3 separate regions of the Homo sapiens genome follow, and regions 1 and 3 are each linked to region 2. The links are chromatin contacts, found by Hi-C or POLR2A ChIA-PET in ENCODE. All regions are on one chromosome and are shown on one strand. The core of a region is the stretch at or near the end of the contact, and the rest is flanking DNA. Distances in the headings are between cores, read along the strand shown. Region 1 overlaps LETR1 (lymphatic endothelial transcriptional regulator lncRNA 1). Region 2 has its middle 240 kb from the start of LINC00924. Region 3 overlaps NR2F2-AS1 (NR2F2 antisense RNA 1).

Evidence for each region. Hi-C counts contacts between places; a loop is a spot of excess contacts on that map. ChIA-PET counts read pairs that join two places held with the same protein, here RNA polymerase II (POLR2A). Pooled maps may share reads with other maps.
Region 1: a loop to region 2 is called in a pooled map, with 2.9 times the contacts of the local background. The contact joins two enhancer-like sites. A Hi-C loop is called at or near these places in 1 of 37 single-sample maps with no recorded cell type and 2 of 50 pooled maps. POLR2A ChIA-PET finds 5 or more read pairs at or near these places in 1 of 52 experiments (OCI-LY7).
Region 3: a loop to region 2 is called in a pooled map of heart left ventricle, with 2.3 times the contacts of the local background. The contact joins two enhancer-like sites. A Hi-C loop is called at or near these places in 1 of 50 pooled maps. POLR2A ChIA-PET finds 5 or more read pairs at or near these places in 2 of 52 experiments (Panc1 and activated CD4-positive, alpha-beta T cell).

The regions. Positions count from the first base shown.
Region 1 is chr15:95,282,491-95,286,576 of GRCh38, reverse strand. All of the region lies in intron 3 of LETR1 (lymphatic endothelial transcriptional regulator lncRNA 1), which reads left to right. Among named protein-coding and RNA genes, the nearest start is that of LETR1, 43 kb to the left of the region's middle. Within about 2 kb of position 1,392, at least 4 of the 41 ENCODE cell types and tissues checked have a DNase peak (open chromatin) inside an H3K27ac peak, as active enhancers do.
Region 2 is chr15:95,666,367-95,670,937 of GRCh38, reverse strand. No RefSeq gene overlaps it. Among named protein-coding and RNA genes, the nearest start is that of LINC00924, 240 kb to the right of the region's middle. Within about 2 kb of position 1,582, at least 5 of the 41 ENCODE cell types and tissues checked have a DNase peak (open chromatin) inside an H3K27ac peak, as active enhancers do.
Region 3 is chr15:96,159,559-96,163,650 of GRCh38, reverse strand. The region is part of intron 3 of NR2F2-AS1 (NR2F2 antisense RNA 1); the gene reads left to right. All of the region lies in intron 1 of LOC112268156 (a long non-coding RNA gene), which reads right to left. Among named protein-coding and RNA genes, the nearest start is that of NR2F2-AS1, 170 kb to the left of the region's middle. Within about 2 kb of position 2,695, at least 9 of the 41 ENCODE cell types and tissues checked have a DNase peak (open chromatin) inside an H3K27ac peak, as active enhancers do.

The sequences.
Region 1 (4,086 bases), core at 143-2,642, 380 kb after region 2:
AAAGCAGAACTCGTGGGTGAGAGTTGGTGGGCCGCCTGCGTTTGGAAGGGAGGCAACTTTAATTGCCGTGCTGTCTGGCTCGGATCCCTGTGGTCCTGCGTGGTGTGTTTTAGTAACAAACACTTGTTCTAATGAATTGGCCTTATTAGGGGGCTCCTCATATTCTTTTATAAAGAGCAGAGCTATTCTGAACTTCTGAATGCAACAGTCTCTTGATATTCTCACACTGAAGGCTGTAGTGTGGGATTGCATTCCCTCTCCTGTATTTTCATAAGGCTCGTATTTTTTAATGGCAGAAGAGTGAGCAGTGGTAGAAAGGTAAGAAAACTACAGAGCTTGCAGGTACCTGCCATCCATGGACCCAGGGCCATCAAAGAGGCTTGCAAAATCATTATGCTAAAGATGTATTTGCCTTCACAGCTGAACAATCCGGATTTTAGGTCAGTCACCTCCTGGCACATTTAAAAAAAAAAAAAAAACTCATGGCAATGGATAAAACAGATTCATTAGCTTTGATTAACCTTCTTTAACTAGAGTTAAAAACCTGCCGTAGGCAGCTCAGCTACCAATGCAGCCTTGAAGATACTTTATCATGTTTAAGACCCAATTACTGTTGCACTGAGTAAGAATAAAACATCACAATAAAATGTGGTACAAACCGCAACTCTAACGCACACAGCAAATAATCATTAATTTACAACAGCAACTTTCCCATTTCTATGGTTTTTCTGATGGCTGCACTTAGTTCAAGTTGAATACCTTGGAATTCGATGCTGATATGAGAAACTAGTTCCCCAGCTGTATTGACTGATGGCTTTTTTTTTTTTTCTGTCTTATAGCTTTAGTTTGGAGACTCAGAAGACTCTTTTAAAAATTTCCAAGTAAAATAAAAAAGAGAAACTAAAGTCAAAACAGGGTCTGTGGAACTAGGTTTATATAAGAGACAGGGAGGGAGAGAGAGAGAGAGAAAGGATTAAAATGGTTGAAACTTTAGAATTTTATAACAATTTCTTATTAATAATTGGAAATATTTCTAGTTAGAAGTTGTAAATATTAAAGAAACACAGCCCAGTAAAGTCAGCATTGAGTTAGTTCAAAGAGTTATCCGTATGATATGCAAACTTCTTGAAAGAGCTACAGTGAGGTCTATTTTGTGCATCTTGTAAGAAAAGAGAGCTTGAGAAGAACTCCAGCACACAATGAGTTAATTTTGGACAGGATTTGACTGAACAGGGAATAATGAACAGTGAGATACTGCAGCTTTCAGGCAAAACAGAGTAACAACAATTAAAAAGAGAGAGAGGGGATAAAGGGAGAAAACAATCTCCAGTCAGTTAACTAACAAGAGCAGCCCAGTGTTTGAAACAGATAAAACAGAGGCCACCAGGAACGCTGCTGCTGCTGCCGCTGCCACTTGCTTTATGCCTGGGTGTGGAAAGCATTACAACATTTGTGAGCCAACTGTTTGTGGGTTTCTTCTCATCTGCTTTAAAATATTTGGTTTTGCCGTATTTCCATAATAACCACAACCACACTCTCCTCTCCAAAAACCCCCCACAACAACAGATGTGTGTTCTAAAAGGAAATAGAGACACTGATATAATCAGACACTAGTTAGAGTGCTTTCATACTAAATTCTCCAGCAAATTCACAACAACAAAAAACTCTCAACCACTGATGAAATTAATCTAAGATCCTTGATTATTTGAAGTTCTAAAAGTTTCCATTTTGCATTTTGTTTTTGAATGTATAGTGCTTTATTTATCAAACTGCAGCGTAATTTTCCCTTCAGTTTGAGGCTGCGATTGTGAAACAAATAAATTGAAACTTAAGGGCCTGTTCTCTCCAAATTTAGTTCCATTATCACTTTAAGAATGCATGCTACTCAATGATACAAAAGGGATGTATGTAGCTGGTTATTTAGTTGCTAACTCAGCAATATGTCAGTTAACACAGCACTCCCTTGTAAAACTCCTTTTACAAGGTTGTTTTCTCATTGGAAGTCTCCATTTGTGTATTTGTGTACCTATGTGCGTGTGTGTGTGTGAATATCGGATATTACATGACAGCAAGATATCTTTTAAATATTTAAGATTTACAATTTTAAAGAGAGAAAACAAGAATAAAGTTTTGCAGAAGCTTAAAAAAAATTTAAAATCAGTTCACACTTTGAGCTAGAATGGGGATAGTAGTGATATTTCAAATATATTAATTATATGCCTCTCTCATAGCTATGATATTCTTGTATGTATTGATATGCACTCACTTAAAGTATATTATGTGCTCTACATAATATTAGATATTCTAGAGCATTAAAGAGCATCAAATGCATTTGGTTGCTCTCTACAGTAAGTAATTTTGGCCTTACAGAAAGTCATTTGGCCACAGTGAAGTAGCCTTTAACTGTGTTTTACTTGGAAAAGTTTATTTAATCGTTATCCTCTGCACATACTCTTAGAACATGTCCATATAACAAAATTGTAGTTGAGGGAGGAAAGTAGAATTGTGAATTTAAAAAAAAAATACTTATGGTAATGATCCTTTTGGCTTCCTGCCTCTATATAGAAGCTGGAACCACTTAACCCCAACCTACAGGTCCAGCCCTGACATGACTGGAACTCATCTTGACCTTGGGTAAGGGGAATTCAGGGAGCTGTAGACCAGGAGTTCATCAGCCAAGCGTGAAGTCCCCTTGGCCCCTGGACAAACTCTTCTCTCATTTCTCGAGGCTGGGCTCAAGGTTGATTTCACAGGACAAGGCTTTAACTCCTAGTCCAGTTTAATGTGTTTCATCCTGCCCATGTGCCCAAGTACAACTCATTGCCTTGTTTTCCTGTATAGTACCCCTATTCTGGGCACCCTACAACAGGTTCTCTTAGAGTCCTGCCAGCTCTCCCATTTCTGGGGCTCAAGACTGGAGATTCATGTGATCTACTGTGTTTACCAGATGCCCTCCATCTTGGATCTCTACCCATGTCTGTTGCTAGACAGCCGTGGAGCCCTATTTCACATTGTTGCTTAGTTATCCACCAGTCAGCTACTCTTGGACTTCCTTAGAAGCCCAAACTTTTTACAGATCAGCCCCTGGTGATTGGTCAAAACTCCAGGTTCCGGCCAGTTCTGCTCTAGCTGGTCTCTCTCATAACCTTTTGAACTGGGCAGAGATGCTAGCACAACGGGTAAAGAAAGATGAAAAAAAAAAGCAACAAAACTATAATCAAGATTGTTGGAATCTTCAATAGGCTTCCTTCCACATATCCCTTGCCTTCATTACCTTATATTAACATTCTCAAGTTCTTCAGTATTCATTATCTTATATTAACATTCTTAAGTTCTTGAGTATTTTTGGAACTATCCAGTCTCTAGTGGTTATGCCAGTCATTGTGTCTACCAGAGCTATGGGAATTTTGTCTCCAGCTTTCCAGTCTACTCCCAGTGACAGCCCGGCAGAAAAAGATTTATAATCTCAAACCCAACAAGGAACATCAATGAATGTTTTATAAATTCAGTAGTCATTTGCAACAGTCAGTGACAGAGGCAAGCTGGCTAATTTCAAAAGGGAGTATCCCCCTAGTCTGATATGTGGGCATTTGGAGGAGTGGGGAAGGCCTTGTCCTGAGGCTCCTCTGTGTACTGTAAAGAAATAGAGCCCACAGCATGTGCTCTAGAATCAGACCACGCCAGCTTCCTCCTAATAAGCTGCCTCTGCATTCCTAATGTGGAAACGAACATGAAGCTTCACAGCAAGTTATTATCTTAGAGAAGGCCCACCTGGATGATATCAGTTTTCACTGCCAGACCCTCTTAATAATTGGCCTTTGACACATATCCAGGTGTCGTCTTAGATCATAAACACCTAAGTAGCTGTAGGAACAGTGATTTGAATAGCAGCCCTTTGCAAATTTCCATCTTAAAACTTTTAAGTAAATCGTTCTTAAGCCTGACTGCAATTGGAATCACTTGGAAAGCTTAAAAATAAAATGCCCAAGTTTCACCCACCAACCTGTTGAGTTCAATTAGTCTGATGTGAGGGTACACATGACATCTCGATTAGGAGAGGTTCAGGGATTGCTAATATTCCACCAG
Region 2 (4,571 bases), core at 333-2,832:
GATTTATCACCTTCTTTCCTTGTTCAGTGTTTAGCAATCCAGTTTCTGCTCCCAATGTTGTGTCAAAAGATCTCTTAGCCAATCACCAATGACCTCCTAATTGGTAAGTCTACTTTATGTTTTTCCTGTCCTTGAATTACGACTTCTCTCTGCTATACTGCATTTTTAATATTCTCCTTTGTTAGGGTTTACTTCCATATTCCTGTTGAATAGGAAAGGGTACTACACTCTCTCTGTTTTCCTTTTATCTATCCACTCCTTTTTATTTGTAAATAAATATTTATTTGGCTTTCTATTATATTCCAGGTACACCTGTGAGCAAGATTGGTAAAGTCCTTGCCCTGAAGGAACCTCCATGTTGGGGTTGGTGAAAGGAATATTAAAGAAACAAATAAACACATAAACAAAGCAATTTTATTTTAGGCTTCTTAACCTTTCTCTACTTCATACATAGGCTTCTTTCTTCCAGCAATCATTTCATCTTAGTGTTTTTTGGGGTTCCCTCTTACTGTCTCTTCTCATTATGCACACTTTTCTATCCTTTCTCATAGTTTCAACAAATCTGTTTAGTCTTGATCTCACCCACAACTCATGTATACAACTGTCCATCCACTGATATCTCTACCTGGTTGTCTGGCAAGCATCAAATTCAAGAAATGTCAAGATAAATTTGTTATATTCTTTCAACTTGCTTCTTCAGGAGGGATCTTCTCAGATGAAAAGTCTACCCTAGCCTAAAAACTACTATATACTCATGGAAAATGCAAATCATTACTCATCATTCCTATGTCTCTAATCTCCCAGAGTACCAAAATAAAGTACTGGTTTTCATCTCTGATCTTCCAGAACAATCCACATTATAAGTACAGTGACTTCTTTATTCTAAAATTTGTAAATAAATAAATGCAACCTCAGGGACATGCATGCACAATGAATCCTTGGAAGCCAAGTTTAAGTCTGGTGTTCCTAACTAATTCTATTCATTTCTGGAAATAGGTATTTACAATAAGATGTTAACATCAGAAATCTTGATTTCTATTTCCCCACACATCTATGTTACAAGTTTCCAGTTAATATCAGGCTCTGAACATCATGGCATCTCACTAAAAACTAGGAATGTACTAGGCCCTTAATAAATATGTGTCCGTTATCTCTTGTGTTTACTTAGAGATCCTGTACCTTGAGGCTGCTGCTGGCCAGTCACTGAGAATGAAACAAAACAATGAGAATGAAAATGAAACTGAGTAACTTGTTTTCTATTTTAACAAAAGGTTTTGAATTTGTGCTGCGAAGTAAAGGATACACGTATGTCTTTGATTAAACATTATGTGATGTATTTTCTGCCCTTACCTCTTGGCTTTGTTATTGTCGAAGATGATTTGAGATCTGTTTTATTTGTTTAACAACTGTTTGGCAATCAAGTGAATCTACTGTATTTTCCACAGCGTAGTCTTTTCCTTTCTTTTTCTTAAAAACCTAACAAAACAAACAACATCAGGGCAGTAGCCTCATGTGTGCTGGCCTGACCTGCTATCCAATCCGATTGGGCACAGGTTTCCATCCTGCTCACCCAGCAACCTGGGATGCAAGTCTACTAGCTGGCTGGGCTCATGTTCCCTCAGCCAGCTGAGTTGCTAGCCTCGGGAAGATGGTATCCTTTTTCAAGACAGAAAGGCAGCTGCTGGAGGCCACGGACCTGGACCTGGAGAAAGGCACACACGGACACCTTAGGTGGCACCCTGTCTATATTGTACCCTAAAACCTCTTCGTTATTTGCAGGAAAACACTTGCAAGGTACAGAGTGAAGTCCAAGCATATTTTATAGAACAGGTTGATTACAGCTATTAGAATCCAATTCCAATCTATATCATCACCTTCTAAAAGCACTCATGTTTTTCCCTCAAAACTTTTGCATGTCGCTTTTATTCTGACCAAGGTGAAATAAATGCCTGATTACTCCCACAAGCCTGAGTCTTCTCCCTCCCTATCCTCTGTCTGTATGCTTTCATCCCTGTCTCTGTTTTTCTGTCCTCTCTCTCCCTCTTTCCTCATACTCCAAAGGAGAAAAGGGCTGAGGAAGAAGATGTGAAACAGGCTTCATTGCCTTTAGCTGCTTCTAGAATGCTAAACCACTAATAATAACAATATTCACCATAACGAAGAAACGGGTCCAAAAAAGACTAAAAAACCTCTAACTCACATTCAGGTTATTTAAACCCCAGCATTTACAGGAGCTCGTTAAGAGAGATGGTGCATGACAACGCTACCCACGAATAAGGATGAGAACTTTAAAAGCATTTCTTTAAACAAGCAGAAAAAAAGAAAAAGAAATGCACCATCCTCAGACCCAGATGCAGGGATTGGGAAGGGGAGCAGTTATTTGCTAAAGGTGTGCCTCTCCACCCCCATTTTGGGGATCTTTGTATACACAATCCAGCCCCAGACAAAAGGAACAGGGCAGCTTTAGAGTCTTCAGAACTGGGGGCTGAGGAGGCGAGGGAAGAGAGGGGCATGATTGATGGAGTTCTGGTTGGCTTATAAAGGGCAGCCGGGAGTGCAGGGAAATAATCAGGGAAAAGGGCGTCCCGTGCTGGCTTTCTCAGAGGGGCGAAATGAATCCTGCTCCTCTGCATTATTAAGTTGTCAGGCGGGCTGATGATGAAAATCTGAAGGTCAGGCATAACAAGAAGCACCTTATGGGGGGGATCACGACCTTTCTGAAAGTGCTACACTCATGTTTATCTGCACCTAACCCTTATCCACAATTCTTCATTTGATAAGAACATTGGGAGAGGGGGAGGCAGGGAGGGGTGTCTCCTCATATGTATAAGCAGTGAGTGAAATTAGGCTTCCCGTGAAACTGATTGTAGAGGCTCAATTCACAGTGAAAGATAATAAACCAAAAGGACACACGAGGGATGCAGGCAGAAATTGTTCGCTACAGTGAAACTCAATAAAGGGAACAAGAGCTTCCCTAAATGACAAATTTGGTACAGTGGTGCTAAAATCAGGATTCTCCCTGGAATTGCCACAGCAATTCACTCTCGGCAGTACCACTTTTTATTTACTTTGGAGATCCTAATGGCATGGGGTGAGGGCTGCTTTTGGGGAATGTTTATTTCTTTATCTGCTTGCTTTAAACCAAAGACTCAAGGTGAAGGATAATCAGACACATTTTTTTTTTCTATTTGATATTTATTTTTGTTTGTTTTTGAACTGAGAATGGAGCGGCCGTTCTCATGTATCTTGTTCGTGTGTGTGTGTGTGTGTGTGTGTGTGTGTGTGTGTGTGTGTGTGGCGGTGGGGGGGGTGGGGAGTTTGTATTTTTCATGTGAAGAATCCTTTTCCAGGTGTTCTCCATTTCTTGGGAATTGAGGAAGTACTTGGGATTCTCAGCTGGGAATCATAGACAAAATCTCTAACTGATCACAAAAATAAACATATCACTTGTAAAAATAACATTGGAACAATTCACAAGCTACAGTTCAGGCTTCTAGCAACACTTCCAAATCTAGTTGTTTATCCCTGTTTGTAAAACGAGGATTCTTCAGATTTTGACTCTTTGGCAGTACCATAACGTGAAAAATGTAGCATTTACAAAATCATCTACTTTTAAAGTTGAAGATATATTTGAAATTGCACAGAAACAAAATTTTGGCAAAATGAGGACTGAAAATAATTTACCTGTGGAATAAGAAAAACGTTCTCAAAGTCAGTTAAGAATTTGACCTTCCTGGAAAGGAATTCTCTAAAATCTGGAAAGAAGGAAAATGTCATATAATGCCCCTCATATTTCTTTTGCTTATTTCTCTTTTAAGGAGTAAAACCTGATTGTCAACATGATACTTTGAGATGGACCTATTACCAAATGTGCAGACTTCTATTTGAGTGGATGATATTCAACCTGGATTTATATTCTTTTATTTGCTAGGACATTTTTTATACTTTCCTCAGGTTCTTAAAGTTTATCTCCATAAGCTTCTTGCTATCCCGTCTACCAACTCATATGCACAGAAACATTATCCCAAATAGATAAGCCATATATAAACTAAGAAAAAATTCCATTTCAGTTTCTCAATTCCACATAGAAGTAAAAATGCAGTATATATATTATAACTTAACTGACCCATCACTCTTGCCGTATACATTTGAAGACCACATCCGTGCTTTTACCTCGCATGTGTCTCCCTATGTAGTTGAGATAAAATCACTACTTTTCTATCATGCTCATATTCATAATGATTGTTTAAAAATTGGACTCCTGCTATAAAAAGTAGCATTGGGACATACAGTGAAACAATGTTCACCAGCCACCAGCGATGTTACACTCAAGCATGTATTTATTATTTTTCTTTTTTCTTTCTTTTTTGTTTTCATTTTCCTTTTTTTGCCAGAAAAGATAGGTTTAAAATTGATTAGACACTCTGGCTTAGACTATCTTGACCCAGAAGCCAGGATGAAAGTGAGACACAGGGAGTCTCCCATTGGTAGCATGGCTGACATGCCCGGGTGCACCAAGGCTGACTTTTCACATAGGCCGGAACAAGTGCTGAGAGATGAGCCCGTAGGAA
Region 3 (4,092 bases), core at 1,446-3,945, 490 kb before region 2:
TCCCTTCTTCCTTCCTTCCTTCCCTTCTTCCCTCCCTCCCTCCCTCCTTCCTTCCTTCTTTCCTTATTTTCCTTTCCCTGAATTTAAATGACTTCATAGTCTAATATTCCTAGAGCATATACAAACTTGAAAGTAGGCATATATTCCTGAAATTTATGGCTCTTATACAATTGCAAATCCAAAACAAATTTACAAATTGAATTCAAAGAAAATGACAAACTCAGCCTTCAAATTAACAACACTGACTTAATGTGATGGACAATGGTTTGCTAACGTTTAATTGCTACTCACAGCATTAATTTTGTTCCAACTGGTATGCTGATGATGTTTTGATTTTAGTATGCCTATATTTCCTTGTAATGTATAAGACAATTCCTTAACACTTTTCTGTATTTAAACTACTGCAAAACTTTGGTCCACACAGAATACTGGAACATCATTTAACCTTCACTTGGCAGAAATCCGTAATTTACTTACTTGGGGGCGGGGTCCAGGTTTTGTGGGGCATGAAGAGTATACAATTTTTAGGGCTTTTAAAAAAATATATATATATATATAATAAAAGTGAAACAAAATTGCTACGGTCCCTCCCAAGGCATTGGAAGGAATCTGCATAGGAGTCGAAGCTCAAGCTTCATTAGCTTCATGCTAAATCCATCTGTATTCATGTATCAAGCCCGTCTCTATTTTTTTCTTGTTGCTAATAAAGAAGAATGACCTGGCAACAATGAGGAGTGGCATTTTTTTAACTTTGGGAAGATCAATCTTAAATTACACATTAGTGTATTTAAAGATTATTCTCAACCTAAAAACAGAAAATTAAATATTGTCATTGATGACACAGAGACGACTGAGAAGTACCTTTTAGTTAAATTCTTTTTCCCTTGATAAATTCCAAGGAGGAGTTGCTGGAACCAAGTTTTAGAGCTCTCACCAACTTTTCTTGGTTGGATTTACAGAGGTCAAAGTTTGGAGTGCAACTAGAGAGGTTAGCAGTTCACTTTTCCCAGACCGCCTGGCTTCTCATAGCTTAATCTCTGGGCACAGCTGCTGTGAGCACACAGTCCCTGGGACTCATATCTTGCCCTGCTCCTGGCCTGATGACAAGACTGGGAGGAACTGTGGGCAGGTAAGGCCAAAGGGAACCTCAGACCAATATTTCTCTGGAGGGCAGAGGGACAAACAGAATCCAGAGGTTGGGATCTACCTTGGGGACAATGTCTCAGAGTCCAATGGTTGCAATGAGATGTGTTGTGAGTCAGAGCTAGGGAGGGAAACAGCAGGCACAGGGGATGTTGAAAGGTCAGCCAGGCAACGGAAACCAGGGGTCAGGAAGAATTCTGAGCTATGATATCAGTTGGCATGCATGGTGGGGCAGGTATTCATATCAAAATCAAGCAAGTTTCATTTTTCAGGATCCAAGATCTTCCTGCCTTCCTTTCCTGGTAGGACTCAAGGGATTCTTCCTGGGCTCATAGACACTAGGTGTGAAACCATGCAAAAGGACAGGAAATGGGTGTCACTCTTCTTTATTGAGGAGATTCTGGAATTATTTTTACCGGAGTTGATTAGAGAATAAAATGTGGTAGTCAAGATCAGACCTGTCCTCTCAGGCTCTTTTCCTTCTAAGACAGGAGAATCTTCTGAGAGGTTCCCATAGAAGAGAACCCTCACGCTGCAAGTATCCAGGATACACATTCTGATTCATGCGAGTTCTAAGAAAATCTTTATTTTGGGACATTTGAGGCTTGTCATCAAAGAACTCTAACTTTCTATCTCCCATCTATCTATCTATCTATCTATCTATCTATCTATCTATCTATCTATCTATCATCTATCTGTCTTCTTTCTATATATTTTCTATTTTCTATATATATTTCTATTCTATATATTTCTATTTTTTATATAATATATATGTGAGATATATATCACAGAGAGATGTATTCTTTTTCTCTATATATATATGTGGGAAAGTGTTTTGTAAATGGTGAAGAACTACTGTTGTTATAATCCCATTTCTGTCCAATGTAGATGCTGATTTTTATCTTGCTTGATAATTGTTTTCAGGTGAGATTATATCCGATAAATACTTTTTAAATTCCTTTTTCTTCTGTTTCCTTTCTGTTTGTTTTCTTTTTGCTTTTGTTTCTTTAGTTTTCTGGTGAAAAATGATTCCATTGGAAATTTTATATCAGAACAAGTGTTTTCAGAAAAGGAAGGGATTCTCAGATTTAAAGGAAAAAGTTTCCCTAAAAGTCAGAGCAGCTAGAGCTACTAGGAAACCCCTTTATCTAATCAATCAAGTCTTAACTATAACACACTCAACCGATGCTTGGGTAGAATATAAATTCCAAGTCACATGAGGTCTTATCAGTTATAATACTGAGAAAGAATTAGCCCCTCTGTTTTGGTAAGATGATAGCTGTGGGCTAATTCGTTTTTTCTTGATATATTTGGGGGATTTGAAAACTTAGGAAGTAAACAGGTTATTTTGTTCAGGGAACCTTTTCTGAAAGAGTTACCAGGGTTCATCTGATGCCATTAGCTTTGCCAGTAATTTCCATGATGTCAAGGGCACATGGGAGATTAAAGAGGGATTAAGACCTGCTTGCACAGTCAAAGCATCACAGTAAATTGACTTGACTTGGCAGGCTACACTTCAGGTTGGCACCTTTTCACCACCTAATCATATACAATCCAGGTTTGCAGTGTTAGCTAGGCTACTTTCACAGAGGCCAAGAAATGTTAAGCAGGCAAGGTAGGAGGTGAAAGTTGCTGGGAAGGAGTGGATGGACTTCCAGGAGAATGCTCAAGGCCAGGCTGCCACCATGAGCTGCCGAGGAGGATTAAAACATTAAGGAAAATGCTTGTTGTTGTTGTTGTTCTTTTTTCCTCAGAATCTTTCAAAAATGAATTTCATTTTCTATTTACCCTCCTTCCACCCGCTCCCAAGTTTTCCAGATATACGTTCCTCTTAAAACCTTTTTAATCGCTCAGGTTATTATCAACTCTTCTGCAAAAGGAATCAGGTTTGCCCAGGAACTTCACTGAATAAAGATGAGTTTATATCTTAAAAAGGAAACAGCTGGATGGCAAAAGCCAGGGCGGGAGGCAGCTCTTGTTTCATTAGTGAAGGGAAACTCGAGGGCCCGGAGAGAACAACTGGGCTGGCAGCCACGGCGGGGAGAAGAAAAGGAAACACACGATCATAAAGAACTAATCATGAAAAATGGAAAGTGAGAAAGAGCCAAGAACAACAAGCAATAAATAGATTTGGAAGGGGGAAAAAGATGAGGAGGAATGAAAAGCTATGCTCAGGAAAGAAGCAACAAGAGCATGTGCGTTTCATTTGAAAAAAATTAATGATTCTGAAAATCATTAAAAAGTCTTAAGGAAAATGTTTTAAGATAGCTTTTCAGACCCAGGTTTTATTTCTATGTGTTGTTTCAGAGTCTATTCCAGTGCATGAAAAAAAAAAATCATGTGGAACTAGTGGGAGAAACTTAACATACAATGTGCCTGAGTGATTGGTTTCCCTCTGCTTTTTTTTTTTTTTTAATGATTTCTGCCTGATGGTGGGGAATAGAAGCAATTAGTTTGGCTATGTAGGATCACTGATAAATCTGGGGATTCTAAGATTAACTCATACAATTCTAGTCGTAATTAGAAATATCAAATACATTTTCACCTGTGCAGTAATCACGTAATGTTCATTTATTTGTCATGAGGGGGTGATGATTCAGCACTCACAGGTATATCTTTAAATATTTTCAGACGAAATGAGCATGGATTTAAGGAGGAACTAAGAGGAAAACCGGATCCTAGTCTGTCCTTCATCTTGAAAGAGGACTATTGGTCATGTTCATATATTTTATCATGTTGAATCTGTTCATCGAAACATAGCCAATAGTCCAGGCAAGCCTAGAGAGAAGATATATGTATATATATATATATATATATATATATATATATATATATACACACACTATTTGAAGTTTCACATCAGTTACAGATAATACTTTACAAATTAAATGTTGTTGGTCTTTTATTTGGGGGATGCCTTATTAGCTTTTTAAAAATTAGTTTTTAATA